2 separate regions of the Mus musculus genome follow, and region 1 is linked to region 2. A link is a contact called in ENCODE Hi-C data. All regions are on one chromosome and are shown on one strand. Each heading gives the region's core, a stretch centred on a gene start or an enhancer-like site at or near the end of the contact. The rest is flanking DNA. Distances are from core to core; before and after follow the strand shown.

Region 1 (6,465 bases), core at 678-3,177, 300 kb before region 2:
TGCAGGCTCTGAGTCTGGAGAACCTTGATGTCTGCGGCTTTGCTCTGTCTCCCCACCCCCACCTGCCTCTACACAGGCTTCATGGGATGTCAGTAAAGGACACAATAAAGGGTCCTGCAGATGGCGAGGCAGAGCTAGATGCCATGAGAGGACCCCCAGGAAGGCAAAAGGCCACAAGGCATAGAAGAACACTGGCTTCTATTCACTTCCTGTGTCCCCACTCCTCTGTGCTAAGACTGCACACACAGAGAAGGATGAGGCCCAGTCTTTTCTCACCAGGGGCTCGGAGGTCAGGAGAGACAGACACGTGGATACCTTTGCCCTTGTGATTTGTTCCACACATCAGAATCTTCTGTACAGAAAGGAAGAGCTCTGGTCTGAGGGTCAGTGCATCCAGGGTTGGTATACCATGGGATGGTACATATACCCTAAGTCCTTATACCCTGGCCCTGTGGAAAGGTGGCCACGAACCGAGGACAGAAGAAACAGAAAAAAATCTGTGTGCAGAGAAACTGTGAGACAGCTATGACCTCAAATCCTGGTAGTTGAACTATAGAGCAGAGGGCGGTGAAGGCTAGACCTCAGGGCATGATGGGAAGAGGGAAGGATCGGGGAGGGGTGCAGATCAAAACGACACAGAGAAAGCCCATCTCCTGGAACTGGGGGGTGGGTGTCTGGATCTGGACACTGTAGGCTGTCGATGACAGTGATGGCTTAGGACACTGAAGAGCCTGCTTGAGGAGCAGTTAACCTTCTGAGCCTGCTTCAAGAAAGCCAGGGTGAAGAGCCACACTGGGTTTGGAAGATGTGAATTCGATCTTACTTGGTAATCCCTCCACAGGGACAAGTTAGCCAAGATATAGCATTTAAGGGAAGAAAGATTTGCTTTGGCTTGTTTCCAAGGCTTTGGTTGGTGGTTGGTCAATTCTTCCCTTTTAGGCCAGTAGCGAGGCTGGAACACCATGTAGGAAGGACATGGTGGAGCAGAGCTTGCTCATCTCTGTAATCTGCCAGCAAACGGATAAAGAACAAAGAGCCAGGACCAAGGTTTACCCTTCCGAACCACGGTCTGAGTGACCTGCGCCGTACGTTCCGCAGTTCCACTTCCCAACAGTCTGTCTGAAATTAGACTCTCGGGGGGTTAAATCAGTGGTTAACTCAGAGGCTCCATTATCTAGTCGTTTCTGGAAATGATCACACTCAGGCTGTTCTTTATGAATTTCCTAGGTGTCTCTCAATTCAATCAACTTGATAATTGAGATTCACCTTTGCAGTCCCAGCCCATGTCAGTTTGACACCTAATGCATTTCCTTAGATCACACTTAATCTCCAAATAAAGACGGTTGCAGAAGACGACCAGTCTACTCAACACGGCTGCCCTGTTCATACCCCGGACTGCACTGAGGTTTTCTCCAAACGTCTCAACAATTTTAATATTGATCAAAAGTTCAAACTGAAACTGAGAGTCCAGGCAAATTGACAAACTCAAAAGTATATAACACCACACAGTAAACACTCTTATTCTTTTGGGTTGAACAGGGTGTAGAGAGACTCTTTCGTGCACTGGGTGGGAGCATCACCTGTCAATAAAAAGCTACTGGCCTATTAGCTTAGACAGGAAGTAGGAGGTGGGAGTCTTGGCAGGAAGAGAGGATTCTGGGATAGAGTCTGCTGTGGGAGGATATTTGCCTGAACTCGGAGGAGACAGATTTATGAAACTGAGAAGAGGTAGCCAGCCGTGTGGCACTCATGAAATAGAATAAACAGTTAATTGAGTTACGAGTTAGTCGGGGAACAAGCCCAAGCTTGTGGCTTAGCCATTTATTAATTCAAGAAGTAATTCCGAAGGTGGGTTCTGGGCCGCAGCAATGGCGGAGGCGGCGGGCTGGTAACGTGAAGGTGGGTTGGAAGGAGGAACAGCAGCAGAAATGCAGACAGCACACACAGGTTTAAGCCACACTGCAGATGGCGCCTACGGTCCGACTAGCCGCTGCTGTCCTGGTAATGCAGGCACAAAGGCAGTTATTCCCAGTGGAGCGCACCCTGTTGGAAGAGCACTGGAAGCCTCCCGAAATCCCAGCAAAAGCATCGTGCCTTTAACCCAAAGGCCTGGAAGCCGATATCGTAGATTTGCCCTCTTCGTGCCTTTCCCGACCTCTTTGGAGGCAGAAATCGCCTGTGGGTCCCTAGTTCCAGATGTCGAACCACACCGAGGACTGGTAGGGAAGGAGCTTAAAGTGAGCGGCTGCCTGCTGGAGGTACGCTGGATCGCGGAAGATTCTCGACTCCTCCGAATTTCCATCATCAACTTTCTTGACCAGCTTTCCCTAGTGGTAAACACCATACAGCTTTTTGGGCCCCCGGTTTCCCATTAAGTCTGGCTGGGGACCCATGTCTGACCTTATTTCCATCTCCTCCTAAGCAATATATTTTTCCCTAGGGAAAAGATTCTAGAAATAGTAACTACTGCATAAATGTGGGGGCCTAATATTTTTTTCCTGACTTGATCCTCAGGCACTTAGGGGCCATTTAGTCTGGTGCTTCAATGTTTGTTGCTGAAGAAAATAAAGCTATGCTGCTAATCTGCATTTGGAAAAAAAGAAGAAGAAGAAGTAATTCAGTCTCAGAGTCTATTTCTGGAATTTAGGCACTGGTAGAAAAGCTCATGGTTAAGCAGGAGAACAGAAAGATGTGAGGCCAAAGACCCAACAGGTCAAATGTCAAATCCTGTATATCATGTTTTGCATCTGGGGCACACGGTGTCATGATGTGAACGTCCTGGCACATATCTCACTGCTCTGGCCTTGCTGGCTCTAATGCACACTGCCTCTTTCCTGGGTTGGCTCTGCTCACTGCTCATGGTTTCCCTTGGCAGCTCTTCCAAGTCTCTGGCATCTCCAGCTTGGCCTGGTCTCCACAGCATCTTCACCTTTCTCCCCAGTTTCACACAAGAGGGGACTCTTGGGGCTGACCCAGACACAACCCCGTCCCCAGCCTCCCAGGATTTTCTTTGGAATCTGCGTGGTTGCCTCCGTGATCTTACAACCCTTCCACTCTTTGTGGCTGCAAAACCAGCGTCGTATGAACGACAGAAGGTCTGCCACTGTCTCTGTGGACCATGACTGTGGCTGATGAGCATGGTGAAAGGAATTCTGGGAAAGTCTTTTAGAAGATTACATTAACAGTATAGACACTGCCAATGGCTGAGGTCTGACCAATTCTTGAGATGGCCTTGAAGTACTTTTTCCTACTGGTCAGATACAAGGTCTTGGCTTCTTTTGTTGTTTTTGTTATTGTTGTTGTTGTTTTTTGTTTTCTGAGGCAGGTTCTCACTGCACGGACACAACTGGCCTGGGACTTCCTTTGTAGACCAGGTTGGCCTTGAACTCACAGAGATTCTCTCCTGCCTGTGCCTCTCAGGGTTGGGAATAAAGACGTGTGCCATTACACCAGCTATCCTTTTAATGGTGTGAGTCTCTTTAGCAATCTACTTCTCCTCTTCGAGTTAACTTTAACCATTCCTTTTCTGAGCAATCTGCAAGGTTTTCAAATCCTTCTCTGTTCTCACCATCAACATGGCTAAAAGCAGCTAGCAATAACCACGCTGTAACCTAAATGCTGAAATTCCTTAAAACTTTCTCTGCCAGATTAGTCAGTCAGCCACCTTGAAGCTGAGTCTCACAAAGTCTCATGGTATGGGGAAAACAGAGTTAGGTTCTTGGACAAACATAAGCAAACATAAATGGTGTGTGGTCTAGTTCCTAGAGCATTCATGTTCCCGTCAGAAGCTTCACAGGCACTGACTCTGTCCACATCTGTCTTAGTCAGGGTTTCTATTGCTATGACGAGGCACCGTGACCAAAAATAACTTGGGGAGAAAGGGTTTATGCACTCACAGTTCCATGGAACAGTTCATCATCAAAAACAATAAGAGATAGAACTCAAGCAGGGCAGGAACCAGAGGCAGGAGCTGATTCAGAGGCCATGGGGGCAAGCTGCTTACTGGCTTGCTCAGCCTGATTTGTTATAGAACACAGAGCCCACAATGTGCTGGGCCCTCTCCCAACAACTTCTGAAATCCCCTACAGCCAGATCTTATGGAGGGATTTTTTTGTCCTTTCAAATATCTCTACCTTGTATCAAGTTGACATAAAACTAGCAAGCACAATTGACCTCTTGTTAACTTGACACACAAACCCATCACCATTAAACCATAACCTTTCCTTGATTGTACTTCCCTACAACCACACATTAATATTGACATTACAATATAAACATTCCAAATTTTAGAAGTTCCAGAGTCTTTAAATTTTTTAAACACTTAAAAGTCCAGTCTCTTTAAAATAGCCAGTCTCTTTTAAAATCTGGTCTTTTAAAATTCAAAGTCTCTCGTCTGTGGGCTCCTGTCAAATAAAAAATTAATCAAATGCTTTTCTACTTCAAAAGGGAGGAACCAGGGCATGGTCATAATCTGAACAAAGAAACACCAAACTCCAAAAGTGTGAATAACCTAAACTGTCCAATTACCTGGGATCACTCACAATCTTCTGGGTTCTTCTAAGGGGCTTGGGTCACTGCTTTTCCTCTGCCTTCTGTAGCATGCACAGCTTGTCTTCTAGGCTCCGTCTGGCTACACCCCAGTGCTCTTGCTGCTCTTGGTGATCACCCCATGGTACGTGTGTCTTCAAAAATGCTCGAGTTCTGTCTTAGGGCTTCTATTGCAGTGAAGCGCCATCATGACCATGGTAACCCTTGTTGAGGGAATTATTTAATCGAGGTTGCCTTCCAGTTTCAGAGGTTTAGTTCATTACCTTGACAAGAAGCAAAGTGCATGAAGGTAAGCATGGTGCTGGAAAAGGAGCTGAGATGTCTACATCTTGATCCAAAGGCAGCAGAAGACAGTGTGCCATACTGGGTATAGCTTGAGCATATGAGACCTCAAAACCCACTCCCATAGTGACACAGTTCCTCCGACAAGGCCACACCCACTCCAACAAGGCTACATCTCCTAATAGTGCCACTCCCTATGGGCCAAGATTTCAAACACATGAATCTATGGGGCCATTCCTATCCAGACCACCACAGGTTTCTTGCTGCAACTGAGCTGCAGTTTTACCAATAGCCTCTCCTGGCCTCTCTTCAGGGACTCCAGTCAGGCTACACAGTGCCAAATCTCAGCTGCTCTTCATGACCCATTTGTGTCTTCAAAATCAGGACCACCTGGGGGTACTCTTGCACTATCAAGTTTGGTTGCCAGCATAAGGTACAATCTTGGCTCCTTCTGGAACACAGATTCTGTGTGCTGACTCCCAGAAGACACTTTCCAGAAGATTTCACCTCAATAATGCTGTCTCTTAATCACAGCTAATTCTTTAGCCGAACCTGAGCAGAACCAAAGATTATTCACATAAATAGCCCAGCAATCTGCTTCCCTCTGAACTTCATAAGTTGGGCATCCATTCTCTGCATTGCTTTCAACAGGTTTATCTTCCAAGCTCCTACAGAACGGCTCACTGAGCTCTCAACACTCAACGCCTTTTGCAGCCCAAAGTTCTGAAGCTTTTCCATAATCCTATTCAAAACAACATGGTCAGTTCTGTCACGGCAATTACCCCACTCCTGGTACCAATTTAACTTAGCTAAGTTTTCTATTGCTGAGATAAAACACGGTGATAAAAACCACACAGGGAGGGAAGGCTTTAAGGCTTCATTTACTCATGGTTCCATATAATATCTCCATTGCATTCCAGTTTCCTGAGGTTCAACCAGAATGCCCTAACCAGCTCTGCTTACAACATTCCAGGGATCTACCAGCTCATGTCAAATTTTCAGATTCCTCCCACTAACACGTTCTAAAGCCTTCTGGACCACATAGTCAAGAATTATCATTAGACATCATTTCACTTCTCAGAACCAACCTTCCTGTGTGATTTTTCCCCCCTCTTTTGGTGTGGTAGCAACAAAATATCTGAAGTGCATAATCTAGGGTCAGAACGGTGTTATCTTGGCTTGTGGTTCCAGAAGCTTCCATCCATAATCAGCTGGCTTCACTGCTTTTATATCCATGGCTATGGAGAGAAGGGTGTGGTGGAGGAAAGCTGCTTGCCTCAGAACAGCCAGAGACAAGAAAGAGGAAAACGGAGGGAGGTCTCTTGTAATATGCGTGGACTGTGGACTGGGGATGGGCACAGTGAAGGGAGTCTAAGATCAAAAAGAAAGATGGCGTCCATGAGCTAAGCCAAAGTGACTCAGGGACAGAATGCAACACCCACCCTGCCCGTCCATGACAGCGAGGCATTAACTGTCTCCAGGCACACACACTTTCTGGAGGCTACACGCCTCCTAAGCAAGAGAGCACTGTAGGGTCATGTGGAAATTCTTAGCCCCAGAAAATGAATATGTTTATTTTTTTAAGTAAGCAAGTGAAAGAATGAAGAATGATAGGAGGGAGTAAGAAATCAAGAT
Region 2 (7,291 bases), core at 2,747-5,246:
CACTGTAGTTGTCCTTCTGTGTGACATGCAGCTTCCAGGGGAAGAGGCGCTTCTGGGAAGGGAGGCCTCGGGCTTGCTTCACCATGAGTCCCACATCCTCATCTGACAGCAGCCTAACCAAGTCCCCCTCAGCATCCTGGTAGCTAAGGGCAATGTCTTCTCTCTGGAACTCACGCCTAGGGCAACACACCAGGATTAGTCTATGGATCCTGGCTTCTCCCAGGGCCTTTGAGTCTGTGGATCCAAGTGGTACCGGGGCCCATCATCCAACAGCCTTACTCCTGTTCTGCAGATGGGGAAACAGAGACCTCAAAGGAAGAGGACACTGGGTAATCCAATAATGGTACGGCCTGAAGCTTCTTGTGTATAAGTGGGTGGAAGGTTTAGGAGTTTCCTAAGAGAAAGCAAGGCTGCCCAGGAGGCCTGTAGGAACCAGTGACAACTTTGGGAGGAGGGCCATGCTTCATCATGGCTGGAGGGAACAAGATCTGAACTAACTCCCCATGTGCCATCCCAGTCTAATCCTCTTGCATACACTTCCATCCCATAATCCCACTTCTTGATAATGAGACGGTATATGTGAATGAAGATTTACAATATTCTTGTCAGTGGTAACCGGGGTATGGGGGCTAAGTCATCGGGAGGTCTTGAGAATGGTAGATATGGCCAGGGGGACATTGTGAGTGAGTGAGTGTGTGTGCTTCTTTTATGTGTATGTCTGTGTTTTAGGTATTTACGTATATTTGTGTTTCTGTGTACATGTTTGTTTTGTGTTTGTGTTGTATGTTATGTATATTATGTGTTTGTGTGTTATATCTTTGTGTGTTTGTGTATGTTTGTGTGTACACTGTGTGTTTGTGCTCATTTGTTATATGTTTTGGGTGTGTATTGGTTCGTGTGTTTGTTTTTTTTGTGTGTGTGAATGTGTTTGTGTGTTAGTGTGCCTACACATGTTTGTGCATGTGCTGACAGAATCTGAGCACACATCAGCTAACGATAGGAGTGCAATATAGTCCTCATACAGACTGCGCTGTTTTGAATCGTGAGAGATGGGACAGTGCTATGAGTAAACTTTTCAGCAATGGCCTGGAATTTCCCCAGCTCTGTGTGTGTGTGTGTGTGTGTGTGTGTGTGTCCAAGTACAAGGCTTTTCGCTAGAGAGATGTTCTGATAGCAGATCCACAGTCACACACTGGGACCTCCACTGAGCCCTTGCCCTCTGCAGCCTGCTTGGCTCCTCTCTAAGGCACCGTGTACTGCAGAGACTGGAGCTGTCACAGGTCCCCTCCTAGCGCATTGCCCTCCAAAGTCTCCCTCCCTTCCCAACCTCTCACCTCATGAGCGCTAGCAGGTCTTTGAACAGGGGCGTGCTGCTGAGGTCCTCCTCCACCGCAATGTCCCTAAGGGGGACAGTAGAAGAGACAAGCATCAGGGTGGAAGAGGGACGTGTGTGGTGCCAGAAACAAGCTCTTGCTAAAGCACTATGGTTTATCTGGGAGCCACAGCAGCAGCTGCAGGGGAGGGGAGAGACAACACAGGAGCGTTGACTGGGAGACAGTGGCATGGTAGGGGTGGCAGGGAGGAGTAAGAGGCCCGTTCTCCCAGCAGGACACCAACTTGATGGTTTTGCCTGTGTCTTCATAGAAGTAGCATCGTAGCCAGTTGGTGGTGTCCTCGTCCTCGGGAAAGTCCTTAAGGATCTTCACGAAGGACCCTGGGAAGATGCCTGTGGCTCCCTGGGAGGTGCCCTGGAAGTGAAAGAAGAGGCTGGTGAGACCCAGTGTCACGTCTCAGAGTCCCACACTCTTTACAACAACGATTGTCATAGATTGTCCCCCAAAGATCAGGTGTCAAAGGCTTGGTCCCCAGGGTGGTTGTGGGAGCTTGGAGAAATAGATACTAATAGAAATGTCCTTTCTTGCTAGGGAGAGGGCTCCCTTAATCAAGTAGTGGGGACCTGCTCCTTTCCTCTTTTTTAATTAATTAATTAATCTATTTTACTTATTTATTTTTCTTTCTAACCACAATGCAAGAATTTTACTCTCACACGCTCCTGTCAGGATGCAGGACCTCAGCGCAGGAATTGGAGCTTCCAGCATTGTGAGCCATAGCAAACCTTTCTTCTTCATAAGCTAGATGCCTCGGGCGTTCTATTATAGTGACCAGAGCCAACTAACACAGAGAGGCAAAGTGAGGAGATTCACCAGGCTGCCTAACCCAGAGACCTGCACTCTAGTTTTATAAGAGCCCTGAACTTATCTGGGAAGCTCCCTGCCTCACCTGTCTCTCCTCTCCCTTCTCTCCCATCTCCCTTCTTCCTTTCTTCTCTTCCTCATCCATTCTTTCCTTCAGCAGAGGTTCTCGAGCACCACTATGCCCGATCTATGGGTCCGGGAGTTACACAAGCACTGTTCCCTCATGCAGCACTCCTGATGGCACAGAACGACAGGGACACATGAGCAGCCCTCTGTGGTCAATGGCTACGCGTGTAAAGGGGAAATCAGGGCAAGAGGCAGACATTGGGGACTGCAGAGAGACCTGAAAGTGCTTCATGCTCCTCCACAGGTTTTGGGTGTCACCCGGAGGCTTGGGCCTCTCACCTAAGTGCAGGACTGGGGAGACCCAATCCTGTCTCTGTGTTGCTCATGTGGTCACTTAAAACCTCCATGGTCATGAGACAGAAGATGCATTCTTTTTGGTATCTATATTTATATGTGTGTGGGCATGTGTATACTTATGTATTTGTATGTGTGTAAGTACATACATGCACTTATGTGTGCGAATGCATATGCAGATGTGCATGTGAGCATGTGTGTGCATTTATGTGAGTGTGTACATACATGTGTCTGTGTATGTGTACATATGTAGTCTAGAGGATTACTTCAGATGTCACTCCAGTCTTTATCTACATTTTTTTCCTATTTGAAACAGGGTCTTGGTTAGTTCATATTGTTGTTCCACCTATAGGGATCCCTTTAGCCCCTTGGGTATTTTCTCTAGCTCCTCCATTGGGGGCCCTGGGATCCATCCAATATATATCAGAAGATGGCCTAGTCGGCCATCAGTGGAAAGAGAGGCCCATTGGTCGTGTAAACTTTATATGACTCAATATAGGGGAACGCCAGGGCCAAGAAGTGGGAGTGGGTGGGTAGGGGAGTGGGTGGGGGAGGGTATGGGGGACTTTTGGGATAGCACTGGAAATGTAAATAAATAAAATACCTAATAATAATAATAAAAAGAAACAGGGTCTTTCATTGACCTGGGACTCATCCGTACTGACTGGTTTCTGTTAAGCTGACACAAAGAGAGTTGTCTAGAAAGAGGGAACCTCAGCTGAGAAAATGTCTTCATTAGATTGGCCTGTGGGAGAGTCCTTGGAGTATTATTACTATTACTATTATTATTATTATTAACGATTGATGTGGGGGGCCCAGCCCACTGTATGGGGGCACCCCTGAGTAGGTGGTCCCAGGTTGTACAAGAAAGCAGTCTGAACAAGCCATGGAGAGTAAGCCAGTAAGCAGCACCCCTCCATGGCCTCAGCTTCATTTCTGCCTCCAGGTTATTTCTTGTCCTGACTTCGCTCAGGGATGGAAACGTTATAACTTAACCAAGTAAACCCTCTTGTCCCCAAGTTGCCTCTGGCCTTGGTGTTTATCACAGGGACAGAAAGCAAGCTGGAACTTGGCCAATTTGTAGCTGGTTTGCGGCTGGACAGCAAGTCCCAGGGCTTGTCTCTGTCTCTGTCTCCCCCAGAGCTAGATGATAAGCACAAGCCACCATGGCTGACTTTTTAGTGTGTGGGCTCTGGGATTGAGCTCAGGTCCTGTTTGCTGCCTGATTGATCTCCGCAGCCCCAGGAATCACATCCTCTTCCCGCTGCCTCGCAGACTGAGGCTCCTTCCTCTTCCTACGCCACAGAGGCCCTTCCTGCAGCCTGAGGTCTGCCAGTGACGACACACTAGACAGTAAGACTTTCCAGAAGACAGTAAAGCGGTCAACAGTTCCTCTTATGACAGTGGTGGTCACAACAGTCACTGCTCGGGTGGACATGGCTTCTGAGACCCAGTGCACAAGGAGGCAGAAGCTCAAAGTGTTATATCCCTACACCTGCCACTCCCACTCCTGCCCAGCCTCAGGATACCGGGAACCCTGCCTCCTTCAGACACAGTGAGGGCCAGAGAATGTCCAACGGTGACAATATTATGATAGAGATGACCAGACCCAGGGACCTGGCACAGTCATTCCCTGTCAGTGTGGAGCAAAGAAACACCCAAGGGGGCCCAGCTTCAGGGTCACATTCAAGACTTCCCAGTCCCCTCACATGCAGTGGGAACGAGGCACCTAGACTCTCTGGGGCCAAGGCCTGGAGGACATCCGCCTCTCCCTTGTCCCTGACGGGAACCACTGAAGAAACTGTTTTCATCATTCACAGGAAAGGAAACCACGGGGTTAAGCAACCTCCTGAGGTACACAAGGACAGCTAGAAATGCATTAGATCTTCTGTTGTCTCACAGTATGGTGAGTGGGACCCAGAGCCTTGCACACTAGGTGAGAGCTCCTCTACCGAGCTGCCTCAGGCACGGACACCCACTCTTAATCAGTCATCCTTGCTGCTGGTTAGGGAAGTAACATTATTACATATGAGCCTTCACTTCTCTCAGTGGAGAAAGTCTGACCCCCACAAAGCAAACCTGGAGAAACCTATGTGATTGCTGTGACCAGGTGCACTGGTGACACCTAGTGGGAAGACCAGGGTACTGCTAAACACCCTGACTGCCTTTCCTTCCCTAAATAGCCTGCCCTTTCCCAGGAATTATCTGTCTCCACGACCCCACCCCACCCCCAAAGAGTGTCAGTTCCTAGAAGCCTTGTTAGTGATCAAGAAATTAAAGAGAATGGCAGGGGTGGGGGGAGGAGGCTGTGAAATGGCTCAGGGGATAAAGAGGGTGCTACCATGTCTGACAACCCTAGTTTCACTTCCACAACCAGCCTGACAGGAGAGGGTCAACTTCTGCAAGCTGTTCCCTCACATATGCTGTGGCATGAATGTTCTGCTTCACCAACACATCTGGATCAAAAACAGGACACCCCACAGGTCACCCAACCCTGCCAGGACCTCCAGGACTGTAACAGAGGACTTCTATCCTTGGGCTTCCCCAGATCTCTCATGGTGTCTGCCTGTAAAACACTCAAAAATACCTTTCTTCTAACCTTGCCTCTGCCTTTGCCTCATCCCTCACCTCAGACTCACCTCCATCCTCATCCCTAACTTCAACCCCATCTTCACCTATATCCTCACCTCCATCTTCACCCACATCTTCACCTCCATCCTCACCCACATCCTCACCCCCATCCTCACCTCCATCCTCACCTCCATCCTCACCTCCATCCTCACCTCCATCCTCACCCCCATCCTCACCTCCATCCTCACCCCCATCCTCACCCCCATCCTCACCCCCATCCTCACCCCCATCCTCACCCCCATCCTCATCTCCATCCTCACCTCCATCCTCACCCCCATCCTCACCTCCATCCTCACCCCCATCCTCACCCCCATCCTCACCTCCATCCTCAACCCCAACTTCAACCCATCTTCACCTCCATCCTCACCCCATCCTCACCTCCATCCTCACCCCCATCCTCACCTCCATCCTCACCTCCATCCTCACCCCCATCCTCACCTCCATCCTCACCCCATCCTCACCTCCATCCTCACCTCATCCTCACCTCTATCCTCACCCCCATCCTCACCTCCATCCTCACCTCCATCCTCACCCCCATCCTCACCTCCATCCTCACCTCCATCCTCACCCCCATCCTCACCCCCATCCTCACCTCCATCCTCACCTCCATCCTCACCCCCATCCTCACCTCCATCCTCACCCCCATCCTCACCTCCATCCTCACCTCCATCCTCACCCCCATCCTCACCTCCATCCTCACCCCATCCTCACCTCCATCCTCACCTCATCCTCACCTCTATCCTCACCCCCATCCTCACCTCCATCCTCACCCCCATCCTTACCACCATCCCCCACCCTTACCCCATCATCAACCCCAGCCTTGTTCCCATCATTAACTCCAGTCTTACTTCCATCCTCACCTCCACCTTCATTGCCACCTTCACCTCCATTCTCATCACTAACTTTACATCCAACCTCTCTCCACCTTCATCTCCACTTCCACCTCCACCTCAGCCCTTCCTCCAATCTCATCTCCATCTGACCTCCACCCTCACCTCCAATTCCACTTCCACCCCATCATCCATGTACTCTGCCATCACCCTCCTTCTTGCCTCTAGTTAGTCTTCCTGATTCTGAACCCCTCTCCCCAGCTTACCTCCAGCCAGTCTTTGTTGATCTTACTGAGAAGGAAGATCACATCTCCAGCTTTGAAACTTAGCTCCAATTTGCTGTTCCCAGTGAAGTCAAACAAGGCCTGAGGAGAGGGACAGCATTGCTGAGACAGAGAGAACGCTGAGTCTTTGAAGGGCTTGACCACTGTGGTGTCCCTCTCTGTAGGTAAGGAAACTGAGGGTTTGGAAGGGTGCTGATACAGCCCCTCTGTTTGCAGAGGACTTCGATTAAAACCCTACTCTCCCCCAACTACAAAGTGGGTGGTCCTTTCAGAGCAGGTAGGGTTCACATTTGGAAGGGGGGAATCCAAACTCTGTGCCTAGCTTGCCCTGCTCCCCCGCCTCGCTGGCCTCCCTATGGGTTACAGCCCTCCTGCATCCATCCCACTGTTCTTTGCCATGGCATTTCATGCTGTGCACCCAACACCATCCAAAGTGCACAGTGGCACACAGCAGGAGGGCGCCACAGTTGCGGCGGATGAGGTCTAGCCTGTGTGTGGGTACCTCTGCTCTTGGCGCTTCCATGCGATCCATGATGGCCCCTTGTGGAGACACACCCTTGCTATGGAAAGAAAATGGGGTATCAGCCTTGTGGGTCCCTGGAGATGCAGGGAGAGAAAGATTATGCGCAGCCACTAGTCATGGTTGGTTGCTCTTGCCGCTAGCCCTTCATCTTGTATTCTCACCACTGCCCCAGGTGAGGTTGCTCTCCCACAGAAGACCCAAAGGGAGAGCTTGAAGAAGGAATGGGGATCACGGCTCAGCGCCCTTAAGTCTCCACCAGACCTCAACCTGGCTCTCAGAGCCAAACTCTCCTGCAAAGCCGGAATTCAGACCCTGCCCTCTTAGGTGCTTTGGCGGAGGTCAGGGCTCAAGATTCCTGCCTGCTTTTCCTTGGCTTCTTAAAGAAGTGGCTCGAACGGAAACGAGCAC

What was found. Hi-C counts contacts between places; a loop is a spot of excess contacts on that map.
Region 1: a loop to region 2 is called in a map of Patski, with 2.7 times the contacts of the local background. The contact joins two enhancer-like sites. A Hi-C loop is called at or near these places in 2 of 37 maps with a recorded cell type or tissue (Patski and T-helper 2 cell).

What each region holds. Positions count from the first base shown.
Region 1 is chr15:78,550,312-78,556,776 of GRCm38, reverse strand. It overlaps the pseudogene Gm6723. Among named protein-coding and RNA genes, the nearest start is that of Sstr3, 9.2 kb to the right of the region's middle. Within about 2 kb of position 1,927, at least 1 of the 3 ENCODE cell types and tissues checked has a DNase peak (open chromatin) inside an H3K27ac peak, as active enhancers do.
Region 2 is chr15:78,255,081-78,262,371 of GRCm38, reverse strand. Ncf4 (neutrophil cytosolic factor 4) reads right to left here. Exons shown (of 10, transcript NM_008677.2): 6 at 6,863-6,920; 7 at 6,343-6,441; 8 at 1,618-1,748; 9 at 1,335-1,400; 10 at 1-176. Among named protein-coding and RNA genes, the nearest start is that of Ncf4, 14 kb to the right of the region's middle. Within about 2 kb of position 3,996, at least 1 of the 3 ENCODE cell types and tissues checked has a DNase peak (open chromatin) inside an H3K27ac peak, as active enhancers do.